2 separate regions of the Homo sapiens genome follow, and region 2 is linked to region 1. A link is an interaction called in ENCODE POLR2A ChIA-PET data of the cell type or tissue named here. Cell type or tissue: MCF 10A. All regions are shown on one strand. Links, peaks and the distances in the headings refer to the core of each region. The heading gives the core; the rest is flanking DNA. Region 1 holds the start of SNX21 (sorting nexin family member 21). Region 2 overlaps WFDC3 (WAP four-disulfide core domain 3).

Region 1 (10,956 bases), core at 1,420-9,419:
TCCCACTTCAGCCTCCCGAGTAGCTGGGACTAGAGGTGCACCACCACCCCTGGCTTTTTTTTTTTTTGTATTTTTATAGAGATGGGGTTTCACCATGTTGCCCAGGCTGGTCTCGAACTCCTAGGCTCAGGGGATCCTTCCACCTTGGTTTCCCAAAGTGCTAGAATTACAGTCATGAGGCACCATGCCCACCCATGTTGATGATTCTTATTATTAATCCTGACTGGAGGGAAGTTGGGACAGACAGTCCTTGGGGCACCTGTCCAGATGGAAAAATGTATGGAGGGATGGAGGAGAGGAGGATGTGCATTTGGAGGAGAAATAATCATTGAAAGCAAAGATCCTTCTCTGAAAGTTACCTTCTCCAGGGAAAGGGTGTTTGGATTCACTTTTTTTGAAGTAAGGAGTAGGCAGGGGAAGGTTCTTTAAGTGGTAAAAGGACAGCTGGCCCCTTCCTAGAGCTCAGTGAAGAAATCTGGTCATCTGGGGAGTAAAGGGGTGGGCAGACCAAGTCCAGAGGGAGCCCAACCTGAGAATCCACAAGGTGCAGGCTGGGCACTGGGGAGTAGGCAAGGCTTGTAGACAGTGGCTACGTGGACAGAAAGAGCACCAAGACAACCGATAGCAGGCTCTGGGGCCAGGAAAGGGGGGCTGGACACCAAGGAATGCAGATGGACAGTGGCAACTGGGCTGCCCCCTTCCCCTATATATAGACATTCCCAAGGAAAGCTCAGCAGGGCTGGGCCAAGCTAAATAAGGCCTCCCCCAGGCAGGCAGGGTGCCAAAGGGTGAGGGAGACCCATGGGATTCCAATTTAGTTTTTATTGTTTTTTGGTTTTTTGGGGTTTTGTTTTTGAGACAGACTCTCACTCTGTCACCCAGGCTGGAATGCAGTGGCACAATCTCGGCTCACTGCACCCTCCGCCTCCTAGGTTCAAGTGATTCTCATGCCTCAGCCTTCTGAGTAGCTAGGATTACAGGCACATACCACTACGCCCAGCTAATTTTTGTTTTTGGTTTTTTTTTTTTTTTTTTTTTGAGACAGAGTTTTGCTCTTGTTGCCCAGGCTGGAGTACAATGGTGCAATCTCGGCTCACCACAACCTCCGCCTCTTGGGTTCAAGCAATTCTCCTGCCTCAGCCTCCCGAGTAGCCGGAATTACAGGCATGAGCCACCATGCCCGGCTAATTTTGTATTTTTAGTAGAGACAGGGTTTCTCCATGTTGGTCAAGCTGGTCTCAAACTCCCAACCTCAGGTGATCCGCCCACCTCAGCCTCCCAAAGCACTGGGATTACAGGTGTGAGCTACCACACCCGGCAAATTTTTTACTTTTTGTAGAGACAAGGTTTCATCGACCGGGCACGGTGGCTCAGGCCTGTAATCCCACCACTTTGGGAGGCTGAGATGGGCGGATCACGAGGTCAGGAGATCGAGACCATCCTGGCTAACACAGTGAAACCCCATCTCTACTAAAAATACAAAAAAATTAGCCGGGCATGGTGGTGGGCGCCTGTAGTCCCAGCTACTTGGGAGGCTGAGGCTGAGGCAGGAGAATGGTGTGAACCTGGGAGGCAGAGCTTGCAGTGAGCCGAGATCACACCACTGCACTCCAGCCTGGGCAACAGAGCAAGACCCCGTCTCAAAAAAAAAAAAAGTTTCATCATGTTGGCCAGGCTGGTCTCAAACTCCTGACCTCAAGTGATCCGCCTGCCTCAGCCTCCTAAAGTGCTAGGATTACAGGCATGAGCCCCTGAGCCCAGCCTTTGTTCTTTTGTTTATTCAAGGGATTAGGTAAGGCCCAAATTGCTTAATGTAGCCAAGCAAGGTCCCATTGGCCCTTCTAATCTCACTCCTTCCCTCCACATCATGTTGCTGTCTGCTCTGATCAGACTTTAAAATACTGCTCTAGGCTGGGCACGGTGGCTCATGCCTGTAATCCCAGCATTTTGGGAGGTGCAGGCTGGCAGATCACGAGGTCAGGAGTTCGAGACCATCCTGGCCAGCATGGTGAAACCCTGTCTCTACTAAAAATACAAAAAATTGCTGCTGGGTGTGGTGGTGGGCGCCTGTAGTCCCAGCTACTTGGGAAGCTGAGGCAGAAGAATCACTTGAACCTGGCAGGCGAAGGTTGCACTGAGCCAAGATCATGCCACTGCTCTCCAGCCTGGGCGACAAAAGGAGACTGCATCTCAAAAAAAAAAAAAAAAAAAAAAAGACTACTCTAAACACCACCTTCTATGAACCTTCAAGCCTTTGCACATGCTGTTTTTTTCTGCCAGAAACTCCCATCTTTCCTCTCTTCATCTGTCTACTTCCCTATCATCTTTCTAAGCTCTAACATCACTTCCTCGGGGATCCTTCCCCCACTGTGTCCAGACCAGGGAGTCCAAGGTGGTCTCTAGTAGTTTCCTCAATCATAGCACTGAGCATACCTTATGCTCACAACCCATTCTATGTTCTACAGATCATCACATTTCCCAGTGCTCAGCACTTGCTATGTAGCAGGTGTTCAACAGATATTATATTCTACATAAGAATAACTGAACTGGATGGTATTTAGTTCAATATAAGGGGGAACTTCCTAATAGTCATAGTTGAACAATAATGGGAACAGGTGGCCTCAGGAGGTAATGAGCTCCGTATCACTGAGTATACCCAAACAGGAGCTAGATGACCATTTCTCAGGGAGGCTGTAGGGAGATATCCATACAGAATTTAAGAATGGGGGCAGTGGCTCACACTTTTAATCCTAGCACATTGGGAAGCTGAGGCAGGTGGATCTCTTGAGCCCAGGAGTTCAATACCAGCCTGGGCAACATGGCGAGACGCTGTCTCCAATTAAAAAATTAAAATAAAACAAAGAATGGTGGGTGGTAGCTCATACTTGTAATCCCAGCACATTGGGAGGCAGAGGTAGGAGGATCTCTTCAGGCCAAGAGTTCAAGATCAGCCTGGGCAACATGCAACCCCACCTTTACAAAAAATAAAATACTAGCCAGGCATGGTGGGCACATATCTGTAGTCCCAGATACTTGGGAGGCTGAGGTGGGAGAATCACTTGAGCCCAGGAGTTTGAGGCTGCAGTGAGCTATGATCGCACCCCTGCACTCCAGCCTCACAACAGAGTGAGACTCTGTCTCTGAAAGAAGAGGCCGGGCACGGTGGCTCATGTCTCTAATCCCAGCACTTTGGGAGGCTGAGGCAGGTGGATCATTTGAGGTCAGCAGTTCGAGACCAGCCTGGCCAACATGGTGAAACCCCATCTCTACTAAAAATACAAAAATTAGCCGGGTGTGGTGGCACATGCCTGTAATTCCAGCTACTTGGGATTACTTGTAATTCCAGCTACTTGGGATTACTTGAGGCAGGAAAATCGCTTGAACCCAGGAGATGGAGGTTGTAGTGAGCCAAGAGTGTGCCATTGGACTCCAGCCTGGGTGATGGAGTAAGACTCTGTCTCAAAAAAAATAAAATAAATAAAAATAAATAAAAAAGGAAGAAGAAGCAGGAGGAGGAAGAAGGAAGCAAAAAGAAGAAGAAATAATAATAGTGGAGAATGCGCAACCTTCAGATCTCCTAGTTCTGACTGTTTATATGACCCAGCATAAGCCCTTCCCCTCACTAAGCCTCAGACTACCTATCTGTAAAATGGAGGTGATAGGCCAGATTTCTGAGGGGCCCTCCTGCTCTAACAACCCATGGTTTCATGAAGACCAGCTTTGTGCCCAGACATGTAAGGCATATACCGAAGGACAAGTTATTTTTTAACCAATGGTTGGTGAATGAGTGAGTGTTGAATTAATGAATGAAGTATGCCTTTTTTGTCCCAATATCTTGCCCATAAGCCAAATGAAGAGTAATTCGAGGTTTGAAATTGTGCAAACTGGCCAGGCACAGTGGCTCACGCCTGTAATCCCAGCACTTTGGGAGGTAGAGGCAGGTGGATCACTTGAGGCCAGGTGTTCCAGATCAGCCTGGCCAATATGGTGAAACCCCACCTCTACTAAAAATACAAAAATTAGCCGCATGGTGGCACATGCCTGTAGTCCCAGCCACTCAGGAGGCTGAGGCAGGAGAATTGCTTGAACCTGGGAGGCAGAGGTTACAGTGAGCCAAGATTGCATCACTGTACTCCAGCCTGGGCGACAGAGCAAGACTCTGTCTCCCTCTCTAAAAATAAATAAATAAATAAATAAAATTGCACAAACTTAGGCTTAAAATCCCAGCCCCTCTATTTCCCAGATGTGGATCTTGGGGAAGTCACTTTGCCTCAGTTTCTTCATCTTGAAAATGGACCATTAATGTCCAGTTACAGCCTCTTCCCCAGGACGCTGTGAGGGAGAGATGTGACAGTAAAGTGCCTAGAGCAGGATGTAGAAAGTGGACCCTCAGAAAATAAGAACCCCAGCCTTTCTGCTCACATGGGAGGGCAGGGAGCTGAAATACCTTCTGCTTATCCCAAGGCATTTTCCCCCACCCTTCTCTCCTGTGCCACTCAGAAAGGGTAGGAGCTACTTTGGAGAGATTTTGATTTTATTTATTGTATTGTATAACTATCAAAATCTGCCCTAACAACTGATACCTAGGCTTTGTGACAGGAAGCCACAATAACTTTTTCTTGACCTGCAGCTGCCCTGCGGATAAAAGATAAAACAAAGCTGGGGAGCCACTGAGATTATCAGGCCTGCTGCACAGGAAAAGGGCAGTATGCAGCAGGGGACCTGGGCTCCAGGCCCCATACTCAGAAACCTCTGAGGGAGGCAGAGGCAGGTGGATCACTTGAGCCCAGGAATTCGAGACCAGCCTGGGCAACATGGCCAAATCCCATCTCTACAAAAAATACAAAAATTAGCTGGGTGTGGTGGCGAACGCCTCTATTCCTAGCTACTGGGGAGGCTGAGGTGGGAGGGATGACCTGAGCCCAGGGAGGCGGAGGTTGCAGTAAGCAGAGATGGTGCCACTGCACTCCAGCCTAGGTGACAGAGTGAGACTCCATCTCAAAAGAGAAAGAAAGAAAGAAAGAGAGAGAGAGAAAGAAAGAAAGAGAGAGAGAGAAAGAAAGAAAGAAACCTCTGGCAAGCTGTGTGGTTAAGCCAAGTAACTCACCCTCTCTGGTCCTCAGTTTCCCTGTTTGCCTACTTCCCATGTGTGAGGTTCAAATCAGATTGTGCAAGCCTGTGAACACTGTAGAAACAATAATCATTATGTAAGTGATCATTTCGTCAGCCTTTGCTCTATGCCAGGCACGGGACGAGCGTTCTTACAAGAGCTGCAAAATTAGTTTTAGCAGTATTGTTCCTGTTTTACATATGAGAAAACCTAGGCTCAGCGAGGTCAGATTCCAACCAACCCAAATCACGCATCTTCTCCTGGCCCTTCGTTTTCTCTCGGGAGACATGGCCTCCCTACTATTGCATAATTACTTTGTGAAGTTAAAGAGCGTTGGGTGGAAATGAGTGGGACAGATTGGAGATGACGTGGGTGGGGTGGGAGGATTCAAGGAGGGTACGCGCCTGGCCGGACTGGGATGACTCTGCGGCAGGCCTGGGACTCCCTCAGGCCGACCCAGGCTTCCCAAGTCCCTCCTGGAGCCAAGGGCCCGGGATTCTCGGGCGGCTCGGGCGAGCGGGCGGGGCAGGAGGCGGGGCGGCGGCAGGAAGCTGCCCGAGCGGCGCTCTGAGCGGCCTGAGCCCGGCGGAGCCCTGCAGAACCCGGCCGACCTCCATGGGCTGCGGGGGGCTGCACCCGGACCCCTGGGGCGCGGCGCGCCCCTGAATGCACCGTGGGACGCAGGAGGTAGAGGCGCACGAGGCGGCGCAAGAGACATCGGGAGGGTCCTGAGCCCCTCCGGGGAGGAACGCGGTCCTAGGCTGAGTGGGTTGGGGGGAAAGCGATGCTGGCTGGGTCCCCTGGTTCGCAAGACCTCGGACTGCCAGGGGGTGGGGCCTCACCGCGCCCCTCCCTCTCCGGTTCGGGCCCCGCCCCTCCTCCTCCTGCGCCGGGCTGGGGTACCCCTCCTCCGGGATCCGGTACACAGCGTCGCGCGCTCCCCCCAGGGTGCCATGGCCTCCCGGCTCCTGCACCGGCTGCGGCACGCCTTGGCCGGCGACGGCCCCGGGGAGGCGGCGGCCAGTCCAGAGGCCGAGCAGTTTCCGGAGAGCTCAGAGCTGGAGGACGACGACGCCGAGGGCCTGTCCTCCCGACTCAGCGGCACCCTCAGCTTCACCAGCGCCGAGGACGACGAGGACGACGAGGACGAGGACGACGAGGAGGCTGGCCCTGACCAGCTGCCCCTCGGGGATGGGACGTCAGGAGAAGACGCAGGCGAGTGCAGGAGGACGGAGGCGGGAACCCTGGGGCTCGATTAGGCCTCCATCCCAGCCGCGTTCCCAGAGCATCCAGGGCGCTAAGTTGATCCAGCTGAAACTCCCACACTTCTTAAAGCGCCTGGGCCACCTCTTGGCTGTGTGACCTTGAGAGAGTCTTAACCCCCCTCTGAGCCAAGTTTTCCCTTGTGTCAAGTGGGAGAACTCACTCTCATCTCAGAATTGCTGCAGGCATTAAATGTACAGGGCTTGGGATCCGAATGGAAATGATGTATTAACGATATTTTGAGGGTGGAGCTATTAATTTAGCCCCTACTGTCTGCCAGGCACGGTGTTTGGCTCCTCGGTGCCTCTCTGTCCCTCAGTTTCCATTTCTGTAAAAAGGGGGTAAGTCCTGCCTCACACTGGGAGGATGAGTGAGGCCACGTCAGTGGTTGATGTCGACCCTGGCCCTAGGCCCATTGATATGACTGGTCATGTGTCTGCAGAACGGAGCCCCCCACCTGATGGGCAGTGGGGCAGTCAGCTCCTGGCGCGGCAGCTGCAGGATTTCTGGAAGAAGTCCCGGAACACCTTGGCACCCCAGCGGCTGCTCTTCGAAGTGACCAGCGCTAACGTTGTCAAGGACCCGCCCTCCAAGTACGTGGTGAGTGAGGGTCTAGAACCCCTGGGCTGTGAGTCCAGAAGTATGGCTAGGAGCAAGTAGGGAAGACCCCAACTTCCTGAGGGGTCTATGTAGTTATAAATGGTTACCTTGTTTACAAATGGGGAAACTGAGGTCAGAAAGGGGATGTAACTTGAGCAAATCCTCACACAAGACTTAGTTTCCTTGAGACTGACTGAAGTGGGGATTAAGGACCTTCCTCTTAACCTGGTTTTGAGACTAAGAGAACTGGTGTGTGCACTTCCCCACCCAGCCCACAAGGTTTTTGCAAATTGTAGCAAGATGTGAGATACAGAGAGACAGATGTTATCTGGGTCAAACTTGAGATCCAAGTTGCATGGGCTGGTAGTTAAGGAAATAGGCTTTCGATCCAGACCAATCTTGACTCCCACTTATTTCCAGTTGTTTGACTCTGGGTGAGTTGTTTAACCTTGGTCATCTTCCGTTTCCTCATTATAGCAATGGGGAAAATGCAGAAGATTACAGCAGGAGTTAAATGAGACAATGGACAAAAAGCCCTTAGCAGTGTGCCTGGCATTATGACGTGGTCAATGAAATGGTAGCTATGTCATCATTATTTAACTTTGGGTTGAAAATGTTTGTCATCTAGGGCCTGCTGTGTCCTTATAACGCACAGGTCAATCAGTTCTCAAGCACCCGACCTTGTCCCTAAGGGCTAGACTTAGAGGGTTGGTGGAGGTTAGGATGAAGAGCAATGTTGGGGAGGACCTTGGAGTCCCTTGCTGTTTTCCTTGCTGTTGAGAGACTGACTTGGAGAATGAGGTCTGCTCCTTTAATGCCCACAGCGACTCCTGCTCCAGTCCCTTTTCAGGCCAGGCCTGAAAGCCAGCTGAGCTGGCCACTCCTGTCAGTGGCAGCTCTCCATCTCTCACTCCCCTCCTCTTCACCACCCTTCTCCACCTCTGACTCAGCAGGAGGGGGCCTGGAGCCCAGTCCCACATCTGGGCCTCTCCACCCTTTTCTGTTGCTGTTAGTAAGCAAGGGCCACACCCATGGGGTGACTACTCCAATTTCAGCAGGGACCGACTCCGATTATTGAGTCTTTTAAAAAAATTTTTGAGGCCGGGCGTGGTGGCTCACGCCTGTAATCCCAGCACTTTGGGAAGCCGAGGCGGGCGGATCACGAGGTCACGAGACCATCCTGGATAACACGGTGAAACCCCGTCTCTACTAAAAATACAAAAAAATAGCCGGGCATGGTGGCAGGCGCCTGTAGTCCCAGTTACTTGGGAGGCTGAGGCAGGAGAATGGCGTGAACCCAGGAGGCAGAGTTTGCAGTGAGCCGAGATCGAGCCACTGCAGTCCGGCCTGGGCAACAGAGCGAGACTCCGTCTCAAAAAAAAAAAAAAAAAAAAAAAAAAATTTTGAGACAGGGTCTCGTTCTGTCACTCAGGCTGGAGTGCAGTGGTGCAGTCATAACTCACTACAACCTCCAACTGGGCTCAAGCTATCCTCCCACCTCAGCCTCCCAAGTAGCTAGGACTACAGCTGTGCACCACCACGTGTGGCCAATGATGAAGTCTGAAGTGGCAAAGGTCTCAGAACTCTGGGTTCATACACTGGAAGGGGACACCAAGGAATAGTTCAGAGGCTGAGAGGAATGGGGGTGACTGTGGGTACCTGGATGGGAAGGGATGACAAGATAGAGCAGGATGGCCAAGTATGCCCCGGCCTGTGTCTGGAGAAGCAAGGCACCTCCTGTGTACAATGGGGACCCTAATTCCCCACTCAACTTGTGGGGGTGAAGAGCACAGGCTTTGGAATCAGATCAACCTGAGTTTAAATCCCAGCTGGGCTGTTTTCCAGCTGTGTGACTTACGGCAAGTCTTTGAGCCCTTTTCCCCCTCTTTGAGCCTGCTTCCTCAGCTGTCAGAGATAAGGACCTTCCTTGCAGTGCTGTTGTGATGATTAAATGAAATCACAGATGTAAAGAGTGCTTGGTACAACAGGAGGCACAGGGTAAATGCTTGGGTAATGGAACTACTGTCATTATCACCCATCTGGCTGCATGTTACAAGGTCAATGAGATAATGGATACAAAATGTAAACTAGATGAACATAAAGGCTTATTATATAGACCAGTGTGTCCTGAAGAAAACTGGTGTCCTAAAGTGTGTCCTGCAGAAAACTAGTTCCCTGGAATGTTAATAGCTGTTTCTAAATAAAGGTTTTGCAGGCAATATGTTTTGAGAATGCAGAGTTAAATGAGAATACAATAAGTTTCTTTATTGTTAAAGTATTTAATCCCTAATAGTGATATACACTGTGAATCTTCAAGAGGACAGAGTAAGCAAACCTAACTGACCAGGAGTGGCTAGAGTATTGTCAGTTCCACAGAACAAATGTGAGAGAAAGATCTGGATTTGGTGTTAGGGTGCCTTTAACATCTAACACTGGTTAACTCTCCTTTTAAACCTGTTGGCTTGGCATTATAGGTTAATCCATATTCAGGTTCTCAGACCTGGGAGGCGGGGAACTTCGTGATCATCTTGTTCAGTGTTTTCCAAACCTCAGTCATTCCAATACCTCCCTGATTCTTGTCCTATCTAAAAATGCCACTTGTGTCCTTTTCTTCTTAACATTTTTCTTTAAATGAACCTATTTTTTTTTCTTTATCTTTTTTTTTTTCTTTTTTGAGACAGAGTCTTGCTCTGTTGCCCAGGCTGGAGTGCAGTGGTGCAATCTCAGCTCACTGCAACCTCCACCTCCTAGGTTCAAGCAATCCTCCCGCCTCAGCCTCCTGAGTAGCTAGGATTACAGGTGCCCACCACCATGCCTGGCTAACTTTTGCATTTTCAGTAGAGATGGGGTTTCACTGTTGGCCAGGCTGGTCTTGAACTCCTGACCTCAAGTGATCTGCCGCCTCAGCCTCCCAAAGTGTTGGGATTACAGGTGTGAGCCACTACGCCCAGCCGAACCTATTTTTTTTCTTAAATAAGTTTATCGAGACGGAGTCTTGCTCTGTCGCCTAGGCTGGAGTGCAGTGGCGTGATCATAGCTCACTGCAGCCTTGAACTCGTGGGCTCACATGATTCTCTGCCTCAGCCTCCTGAGTAGCTGGGACCACAAGTGCCCAACTAATTCTTTTTCTTTTTCTTTTTCTTTTTTTTAGAGACAGGGTCTTGCCATGTTGCCCAGGCTGGTCTCGAACTCCTGGCCTTAAGCTGTTCTCCTGCCTCAGCCTCCCAAAGTACTGGGATTACAGGTATGAGCCACTGTGCCCATCCTTTAAGTAATTTTAAAAGACAACTTCATAGCACTACCGTACGTGGAAAGTCTCACTTGCCACCGAGAGAAGCTAGCCATAAAAATAAAAGGTGAGGCACGGTGGCTCACACCTGTAATCCCCGCACTTTGGGAGGCTGAGGTGGGCAGATCACCTGAGGTCAGGAGTTCAAGACCAGCCTGGCCAACACGGTGAAACCCCGACACTACTAAAAATACAAAAATTAGCCGGATGTGGTGGTAGGCGCCTGTAATCCCAGCTACTCGGGAGATTGAGGCAGGAGAATTGCTTGAACCCAGGAGGCAGAGGTTGCAGTGAGCGGAGATTGTGCCACTGCATGCCAGCCTGGGCGACAGGGCGAGACTAAATAAATAAATAAAGTAAATAAGTAAGTAGTGAAAATGAAACGTCATTAAATCTTGCCTAGATGTTGTTGCCTGAAGGAGGCCCTGACCTGAGATCCACTTTCTGACTCTTTTCTAAAAATGGAGATGAGAAGTGTTAGAGAAGTACTTTTTTTTTTTTTTTTTGAGAGAGAGTTTCACTCTTGGTGCCCAGGCTCGAGTGCCATGAGCAATCTCGGCTCACCACAACCTCCACCTCCCAGGTTCAAGCAATTCTCCTGCCTCAGCCTCCCAAGTAGCTGGGATTACAGGCATGTGCCACCACGCCTGGCTAATTTTGCATTTTTAGTAGAGACAGGGTTTCTCCATGTTGG
Region 2 (10,956 bases), core at 1,543-9,542, 55 kb before region 1:
GGAGGTTGCAGTGAGCGGAGATCGTGCCACTGCACTCCAGCCTAGGCGACAGAGCAAGATTTCGTCTCAAAAAAAAAAAAAGATAACTAGTTAAATAAATTACCCATTTCATAGAGTTCTATTAAAAGAATATACGTGATGACATGAAAGATCTCCAAGATACACAATATAATCCATTTCATATAAATAAAAAACATAACTTTAAAAAATTATCTTGGTCCCAAGAACCTAGGGATATCCCCTCCCTAAAATAAAGCTACCTGGAGGGGACAAACTGCCTGTCTTGGAGCCAAGGGCTGGCCCTCAAGGAAGGAGGTCCAAGGTGGGAACATTCCAACATCTATAAGAAACTAGCCACTCGGCTGGGCACAGTGGCTGACGCCTGTAATCCCAGCACTTTGGGAGGCCAAGGCAGGCAGATCACCTGAGGTCAGGAGTTCAAGATAAGCCTGGCCATCATGGTGAAACCCCGTCTCTACTAAAAATACAAAAATTAGTCAGGCATGGTAGCGCGCCTGTAGTCCCAGCTACTCGGGAGACTGAGGCAGGAGAATCACTTGAACCTGAGAGGCAGAGGTTGCAGTGAGCCAAGATTGCGCCACTGCACTCCAGCCTGGGCAACAGAGTGAGACTACATCTCAAAAAAAAAAAAAAACTAGCCACTCACCCTTGTTCCACCCTCAACCCACATTCTCCAATAAAAGAAAGAAGGTCAGCAGGTCTAAAAGAGACTGACCTCCACCCCCACCAGGGCTTGAGAAAGACATCTATGGCAAGTCACTCTCAGTTTAGTTTCCACCCTCAACCCACATTCTCCAATAAAAGAAAGAAGGTCAGCAGGTCTAAAAGAGACTGACCTCCACCCCCACCAGGGCTTGAGAAAGACATCTATGGCAAGTCACTCTCAGTTTAGTTTCCACCCATCTCTTCCCTAGCCACACCCAACCAAAACCCATTTTCAGTGTCCTCACAAAGAATGGATTACCCATCTGTCCTAAATATGTAAATCGTACAATCCCACAGGCACACACATACCCTCTAGCTCTCCCATATCATCTGAGCCCTCAAATAGCACAAACAAGAGGTCAGCACCAGCCTTTATCGGGAAAGAGAAGCACCACACACCCACTACCCAATCCAGGGCTATTTCCCATGCTCTGGTCAGCGGCAGGAGGAGAAGCAGAGCAGAGAGGGCCATGAGTGCCCCTGGAAATGTCACAAGCCCCAGGATGTCACCCTCTCTTGACTGCCAGGAAAAGCTTCCAGAATTACCAAAGAAGCTCCAGACAAATCAGCACAGCTAGGGCACCGGGATCTCTGCAAGTAGAAGAAACATCAAGTCACAGCTGTGCCCTCCTGGCTTCAGCTACCTGAAATGTTTTCCCTCCACCCTAGGAAAGCTTGGCCTATATTGCTCTCAAAAGTCTTAAATAGCTCCTTGCTTCCCAGACAATCCAATCCAAACTGGCACTGAAGGCTCTTATTATTCAGATGTCAACCTTGTATCTCCTGTTATAAAAAACTGGAATTATGGTCGGGCACAGTGGCTCATGCCTGTAATCCCAGCACTTTGGGAGGCCAAGGTGGGTGGATAACCTGAGATCAGGAGCTCGAGACCAGACCTGGCCAACATGGTGAAACACTGTCTCTACTAAAAATACAAAAATCAGCTAGGTATGATGGCAGGCGCCTGTAAATCCCAGCCTTGGGAGGCTGAGGCAGGAGAATTGCTTGAATCCAGGAGGCAGAGGTTGCAGTGAGTCGAGATTGTGCCATTGCACTCCAGCCTGGGTGACAAGAGTGAAACTCCATCTCAAAAAAAAAAAAAAAAAAACTGGAGATACGTCTGTTCCTTTACCCACCCTGCCCCCACTCCTCACCTCCCAAACATATCCCACACATTCCCACCCTGTGTTCCTTTGCCAGCAATCACCAGATTGCCTATCTGGCATGTCCCTGTGCTATCCTCCCTTTGTCGCATCTGCCTAGCCTTAAGCACCTCAATCAAATCCCACCTCTCCCACAGAGACCTTCCCAGGGAGCCACACCTGGGAACAGGTGTAAGCCTGTACTGTTTATATGAGGGTTCTCATCTGGGACACAGGTTTGCCACACCTGAGAACAGGTGTAAGCCTGTACTGTTTGTATGAGGGTTTTCATCTGGGACATAGGTTCTTTCTCTCCAACTAGACTTTTCCTGACCTTCTGAAGTCCCCTTCCCAGCACCTAAGCCAGTGCTTTGCACATAGCAGTTGTCTGTTATTGTTGATGACAATGGACTGTACTCACCTAATTCGGAATCAGACCTCACAGTCCAGTTGGGGTTCATGGTCAGTTTTGGGGGCAGGACTGGTGGGACACAGAAGCGGCCACAGCCTGACTTGCAACATTTTTCTCCAGCTTGACAATTCTCATCCATCACACAGCCAACAATGCACAGGCCCACCAGAACTTTTGGACAATCACCGCCCCGCCCTGTGGGAACAACAGGCACAGGAAAAGGGACAGGGCATCAGCTCTGCCATCTCCATGTTCCCATCGTGAACTTACACACAGAGGCTCTAGGTCAATCAACCCCTGACCCTCACTAGACCCAACTAAACTGGCTGGGAAACCATGGCGCTGGAGGATCTCAGAATCTTTAGGAACCCAAGAGACCTCTGAGCCCAGAGTTTTCAAATGGTGCCCCAAAGGGAGTTCCCAAGAGGTAACTCAGGGATTGACACCTCTGCAGGTTTGGGGTGGGGGTGGGTGAAGTGTGGCAGGGGCAAGCCTCCCAGACCACTCCCCCTCCCCCTATGCTCTGGATTCATAGTGTCACTTCTTCACGGTGGCCTCCTCTGCCACCCTAGACAAGGTTTGATGTCCCTGCTTTGTGCTCCTGTAGCACCCTGTATGCTTCCTCTCATCAAACTTTATCATAATCCCTTATTTAAAAGGAATATGTCTATCTTGCCTGATGGGCTATAAGCTACATACGGACAAGAGTCTGTCCTCAGCCTTGAGCACTGCCTGGGAATCTAAAGGGACTAAGATAGCACAAGGGTCAATGATTCTTTAATGGAGATCCACAGTGCCTGGCACTCAAAAATATTTGTTTTTTTAAAATGTTGAAGAAAAAAAGGCATTGGAACAGGAATGCTTTTATCTCTGTGTGTGTGTGTGTGTGTGTGTGTGTGTGTGTGTGTGTGTGTTTCCAGCTGGGCGTGGTGGCTCACGCCTGTAATTCCAGCACTTTGGGAGGCCGAGACAGGCAGATCACGAGGTCAGGAGTTCAAGACCAGCCTGGTCAACATGATGAAAACCCATCTCTACTAAAAATACAAAAATTAGCTGGGCATGGTGGCGTGTGCCTGTAATCCCAGCTACTCAGGAGGCTGAGGCAGAAGAAACCCCAGAGGCAGAGGTTTCAGTGAGCCAAGATCACGCCACTACACTCTAGCCTGGGGTACAGACCAAGACTCTGTCTCAAAAAAAAAAAAAAAGAAAAAAAAGAAAAAAAAAAAAAATATATATATATATATATATATATATGTGTGTGTGTGTTTCCAACTAAGATTTCATTTGGGGCAGGGGAGAAGCTTTTTGTTAAAAATTAGATCTGAAAATCAGGATCTTGGGCAACTCCTTCATTTTACAGATAAAGAAATTTGGGCTCAAAAAGACGGGTTTGCTTACCTAAGGTCACAAAGCAAAACCTCAGCAGAATCAAGACCAAAAGCCACACTGTCTGTCTTCCAGCCCAAGTAGTTCCTACTGCCCCACAGTGCCTTCCCCCAGTTCTTTTAATGTCGACAGGGCCCCTCGGCCCTAGAAGAATGGGTTGCTTTGGGTTGGGGGACCAGAGGGACAGGAAGGATGAGAATCCTAGCTCCTCCCAGGAAGGGAAAGAGAAGCACTCTTCTCAGGAAACACTCAAGGATTTCTTCCCAAAAGAGCCAACATACCTCCCTCAATGTCTCCGAGGCAGGTGCGGCCACAGCCGGTGCTGCAGCATTTATGCCCCTGGGGACAGGATGCATCCCCATCACACAGCTCCTCACACGGAAGGGGGTCAGCGGGACATTCACCACCAAACTCTGCTACATAATCAAAGCATTGGAGCCCAGAGACGCTCACAATATGAAACACATTTTTCATTGTGTCCCATGTGTATGTTTATATATAGTTATATATTTATATACATATATAATGTAAATATTTATGTGTATCATGTATCTGCAATACATCTGATTTTTTTTAAGACAGGGTCTCACTGTGTTGCCCAGGCCAAAGTGCAGTGGCATAATCATAGCTCACTGCAGCCTCAAACTCCTGCATTCAAGGGATCCTCCCACCTCAGCCTCCTGAGTGGCTAGAACTACAGGCACATGCCATCATGCCTGGCTTATTTATTTATTTATTTTGTAGAGACAGGGTCTCACTGTATCACCCAGGCTAAAGTACAGTGGCACAATCATAGCTCATTGCAGCCTGAAACTCCTGTGCTCAAGGGATCCTCCCACCACAGCCTCCTGAGTACCTGGGACTAGAGGCACAAGCCACCAGGCCTGGGTAATTTTATTTATTTATTTTGTAGAGACAGAGTCTCACTATGTTCCCTAGGCTGATATCAAACTCCTGGCTCAAGTGATCCTCCCGCCTGAGCCTCCCAAAGTGCCAGGATTACAGGCGTGAGCCCCCCCACCCAGCCCACCCTGATATTTTATATTCTAGTTCTTATTTTTCCTAATTACTAAATTGCTTTCAGGACTCACAGTTTGAAAAACACTGTTCAGGTCTAACCCACTGTGGCCAACATTCTCCCTGAATTCTCCCTGTGGCAGACATTTACAATGGTGGCCTCCAGTGAACTTTACCTCCTGGGATTCAGGCCCTTTTGTAGTCCCCTTCCATACCTACTCTGGGTTTGACCATCTGACTTGCTTTGACCAATGGGACATTAGCAAATGTAATGTAAGCAGAGCCTTGATAAGCACTAGCATACTGGGGCTTGTCCACTCAGAATACTTCCTCTTGGAAACCAGCCGCCATGCTATAAAGCAGCTTGAACTACGCTATGGGATGATGAGATGCCCCATGGAGACAGAACCTAGAAGAGAGGTCATCCTGGACGTTGTGGCTCCAGTTGAGCTCCCTGCTAAGCTCCCAGATGAATGCAGCTAAATGAATGACCACAGCTACATCATGTGGGTATATGAACTGCCCAGCCAAGCTCAGGCAACCTACACAACTGTGAGAAAGAGTAACTATATTGCTTTAAGTCATGAAGTTTGGAGATGGTTTCTTATGCAGCAATAGATACTGGATACCAAGTTTATTCTGAGAGGCAACAGGTCCAGCTAAAATGATTTGTTTCCCCATACTCTCTTGCAACAAGGGGTGACCACAAACTAGGACATAAACTGGGAAACTTTTGTATTCCTGACACAGGGAATACCCCTTTCAAACTGCTCCCTCACTTCTTTCTTCTTCCAGTCCAAAGATAGACATTACACAGAGAGGCAGAGTAGCCTTCTTTCAATGAGGAGGCAACTCAGCATAACGAAATGGTCAAGAATTGCAAAGAGGTGTTGTATGAAAGGAGAGAAGGTTAGCACTCCCCTCGACAAGGATGGAAGAGGCCTTTGGGCCTGACAACATGCATATGGTTCAAGCATTGCCACCTACTTTGTGGCATCTAACCATCGTCTTTTAAAATAAATAAATAATAAAATGTAAATGTAAAAAAAAAAAAAGAATTGCAAAGGAGAAAGAGGGAAATAGTTTCATCCTTGTTAGCATCATGGAGCCACCATCCCAGCCTCAGGAATTCTTGTTATATGAGAAAAACAAACCCCTATATGATTAATTTTCTGTTGTGTGCAGCCAAACACATTTCCTATGAAAATAAACTCAGAGAAGAATCTTGCCCAGAACTACAGAGTGAGTCAGCAGCAAGGCAGGACAACACTCAGCCTCTTGATTTGCGGTAAAGTACTTTTTCTACTACACTATCCTTAAAACATGCAGGCAACTGGCCAGGGCCCCAGGCGCAGGCACACCCAAAGAAGGCCACATCCAAACCAAACCAATTCACCATGACTCATTCATCTTAGTGTTTATTTCAAGCTTCTTAAGTAAAGAGAAAGGTGACAGGCAATTAAAGATTTCGCAGAAAACCAAAGCAAGACTGGCCCAGTGCCTCTGAGTAGGAACAGGTAAGTATGATTGCATACAGCTGGCTCTGGGAAGTCTGCCATGATGGAAAAAGCAAGTATTGGAATCCAAGGAGAATACATGCAGCTAAACAACCCAGGCGTAGTAACCCTGTATCCTGAGATTTTCCTGAACAGCCCCTATTTCAAATATCCTGTGCTACTGTGAGATCACATCAAAACTATGTGTCCTGATTTTTGACTCAGAAAATGTGGTCACTGTAACCACCAAATGCATCTCCCTGCACCTCCCCACCTGCTTGACAAACACTGAAATCCATTTAACAAGGAACAAAAGCCTTCTATCTCACAGCTGAGAAGGCTGGGAGTAAAAATCTCCCTGGTGGAAAAACCCGGTGACATAAACATCTCATAAAATTATGCCATGTGCCCTAGAAACTGGGAGTGCCATACGTCCCAGATTTCACCATTTTGCTGAGCTTGACCTTGAGATGACCAATGCCAGGAGCTCTCTGCTACTCTCTGCCCTCGTCCTCAAGACCAGGCATGGAGCACTTACCTCTACCCTTTTCCAGGCCAGGCTTCCTGGAGGCCCAGAGGGTCACAGCACCTCGCTTTTGACCAGTGCCCAGCAATGCCACCCAGTCTGACACCCTGCCTTATATGAATCCCTGCCACGTGATCCCTTTCTCTCAGCTCTAACACCTGGAATTAATGGGGCCTCACTACCTCCAAGCCAGATTATGCTATCCTACTTAAGCTAGACAGCCTTTATACCTTTTTTTTTTTTTTTTTTTTTTTGAGACAGGGTCTCGCTTTGTCACCCAGGCTGGGGTGCAGTGCCGCAATGGTGGCTTACTGCAGCCTCAAACTCTTGAACTCCTGGGCTCAAGCAATCCTCCAACCTCAGCCTCCTGAGTAGCTGAACTATAGGCACACACTACCAGGCCCAGCTAATTATTTTTATTTTTTATAGAGACAGGGTCTCACTATGTTGACTAGGCTTGTTTTGACCTTCTGGCCTCAAGCAATCCTCCCGCCTCAGCCTCCCAAAGTGCTGACGTCACAGGCATGAGTTACCATGCCTGGCCCTTTGTACCTCTTTATACTGACCTGAAATCTGGCTGGGCCTTTTCCTATCCCCAGAGACCTTACAAAAACCTGGCGGATGCCATTCTTTCAGGCAGGATCCTCTGTCTTTCACGATCCTGGCTTTGCCATGCTAGGTAAGGTCAGTTCCTCATAAGACATGCTCCCTAATCACCTCACAATTAGCTTACCAGGAATCAGGAAGAGAAATAGGAACAGTAGCCAGAATGGGGATGACGGTTCCCCACCCTCTATCAGCACCCATCCCAAGACTCTAAGCTATCACCAAAAAAGGAGTGAAGCTGAAGCCCAGGAAATACTCACTCACAGTCTGTCCTGCTGCCTCAGCTCCAACCTGCCACTATGTCTGAGAGAAAGATGCCAGTTGTTGTTGGAAAAGTAAAATTTCAGCACTTCTTAACCCAAGAAGGGCCCTCTGAGCTAACAAACTTACTCCCCTTCTCTTGTAAATAGAGAGACAGACAACTAGAGAGAGGGATTGGCCTGAGGTCAATGGTAGCAGAACTGAGTCACAAATCCCCAGCTCTGATATAAGGTCTCATGCCCTTTAAACCACATCATGGGCCTGGCTCAGTGGCTCATGCCTGTAATCCCAGCACTTTGGGAGGCCAAGGTGGGTGAAACACTTGAGGTCAGGAGTTCAAAACCAATCTGGCCAACATGTTGAAACCCTGTCTCTACTAAAAATACAAAAAAAAAAAAAAAAAGCCGGGTGTGGTGATGGGTGCCTGTAATCCCAGCTACTGGGGAGGCTGAGGCAGGAGAATTGCTTGAACCTGGGAGGCAGAGGTTGCAGTGAGCCGAGATCACACCACTGCACTCCATCCTGGGTGACAGAGCGAGACTCCATCTCAAACACACACATAGACACACACACACACACATCATCATGATCCCCTACACTGCAGCAAGGATCACACAAAAACCAAGAAGCACTGGGACTCACTCTGCCCAGTTCCACCAAAAGAGAAGATCCAGTGGTAGATAGTTTTAGAGGTTAGGAAAAGTTATCCACCAGTGTGTAGGCAGTCCTCAAGACCACTTACTTCCAGGTTCAGTGATTCATTAGCAGGACTCAGCGTATAGTCATACCCATGGCTATGATTTATTACAGCAAAAGGATACAAAGAAAAATCATCAAAGGGAAAAGTCCAGAGGAAATCAGGTGCTGATTTTCAAGAGTCCTCCCGGTAGAGTCACAGGATGCACTTAATTCTTCCAGCATGGAATTATGACATGTGTGAAGTGTTTTCTACCAGGGAAACTCATTAGACACTCACTGTGAAAGTTCTCTACTGGGGGCTGGTCACTTAGGCACCCTCTGCCTAGCACGTACCAAGATTCCAGACTCTCAGAAGGAAAGCAGATGTTCAGCCTAAACCACAATGTTTACACAAACAGTTTAGGCACAGTGAACCACTCTTATCAGTTAGAGTAGTACAAATACCCACAAAATCCAAGTTCCCAGAAGCCAGCCAAGGCCCAGCCTTGCCAGCAAGCCTTTTTAAGAAGAGCGGTCTCAGGCTTGTTATGTTAACTCTTTTCTGTACAACCTGCAGTGAGGTTTTAGAAAAGGGTCAGCCAGACACCCAGGGAGGCCATGCCATCAGCCCACGTAAAAGATAATACATATATGTTAATAAGCAAAACAGAGGGTCACAGGGGATCTGGAGTGGTCAGGTTTCATACAGTGGGGAGGTGAGCCATGAGGAGGCCCAAGAAGACAACTGTCAGGCCAGAATCAGAATCTTCACTCCAAAACCTCTTCCCCCAGGTTGTCCCTGTCTCAGTAAAGAACACCACCATCACCCAACTGCTCAAGCTGAATATCTACCACCCTTCTTGATACCCCGTCTCCCTCAATGCCTGCAGCCACTTACTTGTTCACCCAGTCCCATTAATTCTACCTTCACAAACATGTAAGCCTTCCATTTTTCTTTTTCATTGTTATTGGTTTTTTGGGGGCTTTTTTGTTTTGGATTTTTTTTTTCTTTTTTTTGAGATGGAGTTTCGCTCTTGTTGCCCAGGCTGGAGTGCAGTGGTGCGATCTCGGCTCTCTGCAACCTCCACCTCCTAGGTTCAAGCGATTCTCCTGCCTCAGCCTCCCGAGTAGCTGGGATTACAGACGCCCACCATCATGCCCGGCTAATTTTTGTATTTTTAGTAGAGATGGGGTTTCACCATGTTGGCCAGGCTGGTCTCAAACTCCTGACCTCGTGATCTGCCCGCATTGGCCTCCCAAAGTGCTGGGATTACAGGCATCAGCCACTGCGTTCGGCCGCCTTCCATTTTTCTATGTCTGCAGTATCTCCAACCCAGTCTAAGCCCCGATCATCTCTCCCAGCCTGCCACAATAGCCTCCTAACTGGTCTTCCATCTTCTACACTTGCCCCCATCCATTCTTCATATACTGGCAGAGTGGTCTTTTTAAAATGAAAACTGGACAAGGCCTCTCCTGCTTTTAAACCCCCTCAAAGGCTTCCTATTGCACTTAGAATAAAGCCTAAGAGAGAAGCCCTGAAGACCCCCGAAAGTCTGGGCCCTGCCTACCTCTCCAACCTCAAATGAAAGCAGCCTCCTTCTCTCTTCTTCCTTTACCTTCAAAGCACTCATGACTCATCATCATCTTGGGGTTATTATGTATTTGTTTTCTTGATTATTTCCTGTCTGTCACACTATATGAGCAAGCCCCAGGGTGGCAAGGACCACGGCTGCCTTCCTCACCACTGCAGACCCACATGCCAGGTAGGGTAGCCACACTCAATATACAGTGAATACATGAATAAGTGGGTGAGTAAACGGATAGGTCAGGCATCAGATAGGTGGGGAGGCAGAGAAGGGGCGGACCAGAACACAGAGGTACTTGGCATGACCATATGAGCTCTCTTGAGCATTATCTGGCAGGTTTACTGCAGACTTTTTTAAATGCATTTCTGGCCGGACACAGTGGTTTGTGCCTGTAGTCCCAGTTTCTCAGGGAACTAAGGCAGAAGGATCACCTGAGCCCAGGAGGTTGAGGCTGCAGTGGGCTGAGATCACACCACTGCACTCCAGCCTGGGTGATAGAGTGAGACCTTGTCCCAGATAAATAAATAAATAAAATGCATTTCTTCTCAACTGCATTATCACTCTGGGAGCTAAACATCCTTATCCCCATTTTACAGATAATAAAAGTGAGATTCAGAGAAATGAAGGGACTTGCCCAAGGCCACACAGCAAGCAAGCAGAAGAGCCAGGATTCAGACCCATGTTCAGACTAGAACAGTGTCATGAGAGCAGGACCCAATGTCTGCCCTTGCCCTCAGGCAACCTGACTGAACCTCCACTTTGCCAAACAGACCAGCGCTGGCTATGGTAAACCTCTGGCAATGTCAGAGCTTAAGGAAAGCGAAATTTTTCATAGCCCTGGAAGGAGAGCTTCCTGTAGAGTTGGGTATAGCAACCAGTCCTGTTGGGTGAGTAGCCTAGCCCTCCCCTAGGGCTGGAGCTATACAAAAGTAGTTAACTACCAATGCAGTAGCCAGTATCACCTCCCACCAGGCTAGGAACCCCGCTCAGCCCAGCAGGCTCTGGGACATCTGCGGGAGATCACTATTCTAGCCTGCCTGCCAAGCTCCAGTGGAAAAGGAAGCCCTATCTGGGCTGGCCAGGGGCCAGAGCAGCTCACAAAGGTACTGTGCCTGGGTGC

The links. ChIA-PET counts read pairs that join two places held together with the same protein. Peaks named below come from ENCODE experiments on the same cell type or tissue, not always from the same donor. Only the 100,000 strongest peaks of a DNase experiment are listed, where the experiment ranks them.
Region 2: POLR2A ChIA-PET joins it to region 1 with 16 read pairs; 5 of 35 experiments call an interaction of 5 or more read pairs at or near these places.

The regions. Positions count from the first base shown.
Region 1 is chr20:45,828,144-45,839,099 of GRCh38, forward strand. SNX21 (sorting nexin family member 21) reads left to right here and starts at 5,656. Exons shown (of 4, transcript NM_033421.4): 1 at 5,656-5,797; 2 at 6,058-6,325; 3 at 6,816-6,973. The coding sequence starts at 5,777. It also overlaps a transcript of TNNC2 not described here. RefSeq lists silencers at 5,700-6,009, 6,030-6,149, 6,190-6,239. In MCF 10A, for the core only: no CTCF peak of the experiment used is centred there; DNase peaks (open chromatin) are centred at 5,498, 5,938 and 7,948.
Region 2 is chr20:45,773,128-45,784,083 of GRCh38, forward strand. WFDC3 (WAP four-disulfide core domain 3) reads right to left here. Exons shown (of 7, transcript NM_080614.2): 5 at 3,948-4,082; 6 at 2,290-2,475; 7 at 1,086-1,317. The coding sequence ends at 1,301. It also overlaps the pseudogene RNU6ATAC38P. Among named protein-coding and RNA genes, the nearest start is that of WFDC3, 13 kb to the right of the region's middle. RefSeq lists enhancers at 2,450-2,619, 4,823-5,117, 6,813-7,313, 10,716-10,885 and a silencer at 8,163-8,457. In MCF 10A, for the core only: no CTCF peak of the experiment used is centred there; a DNase peak (open chromatin) is centred at 6,064.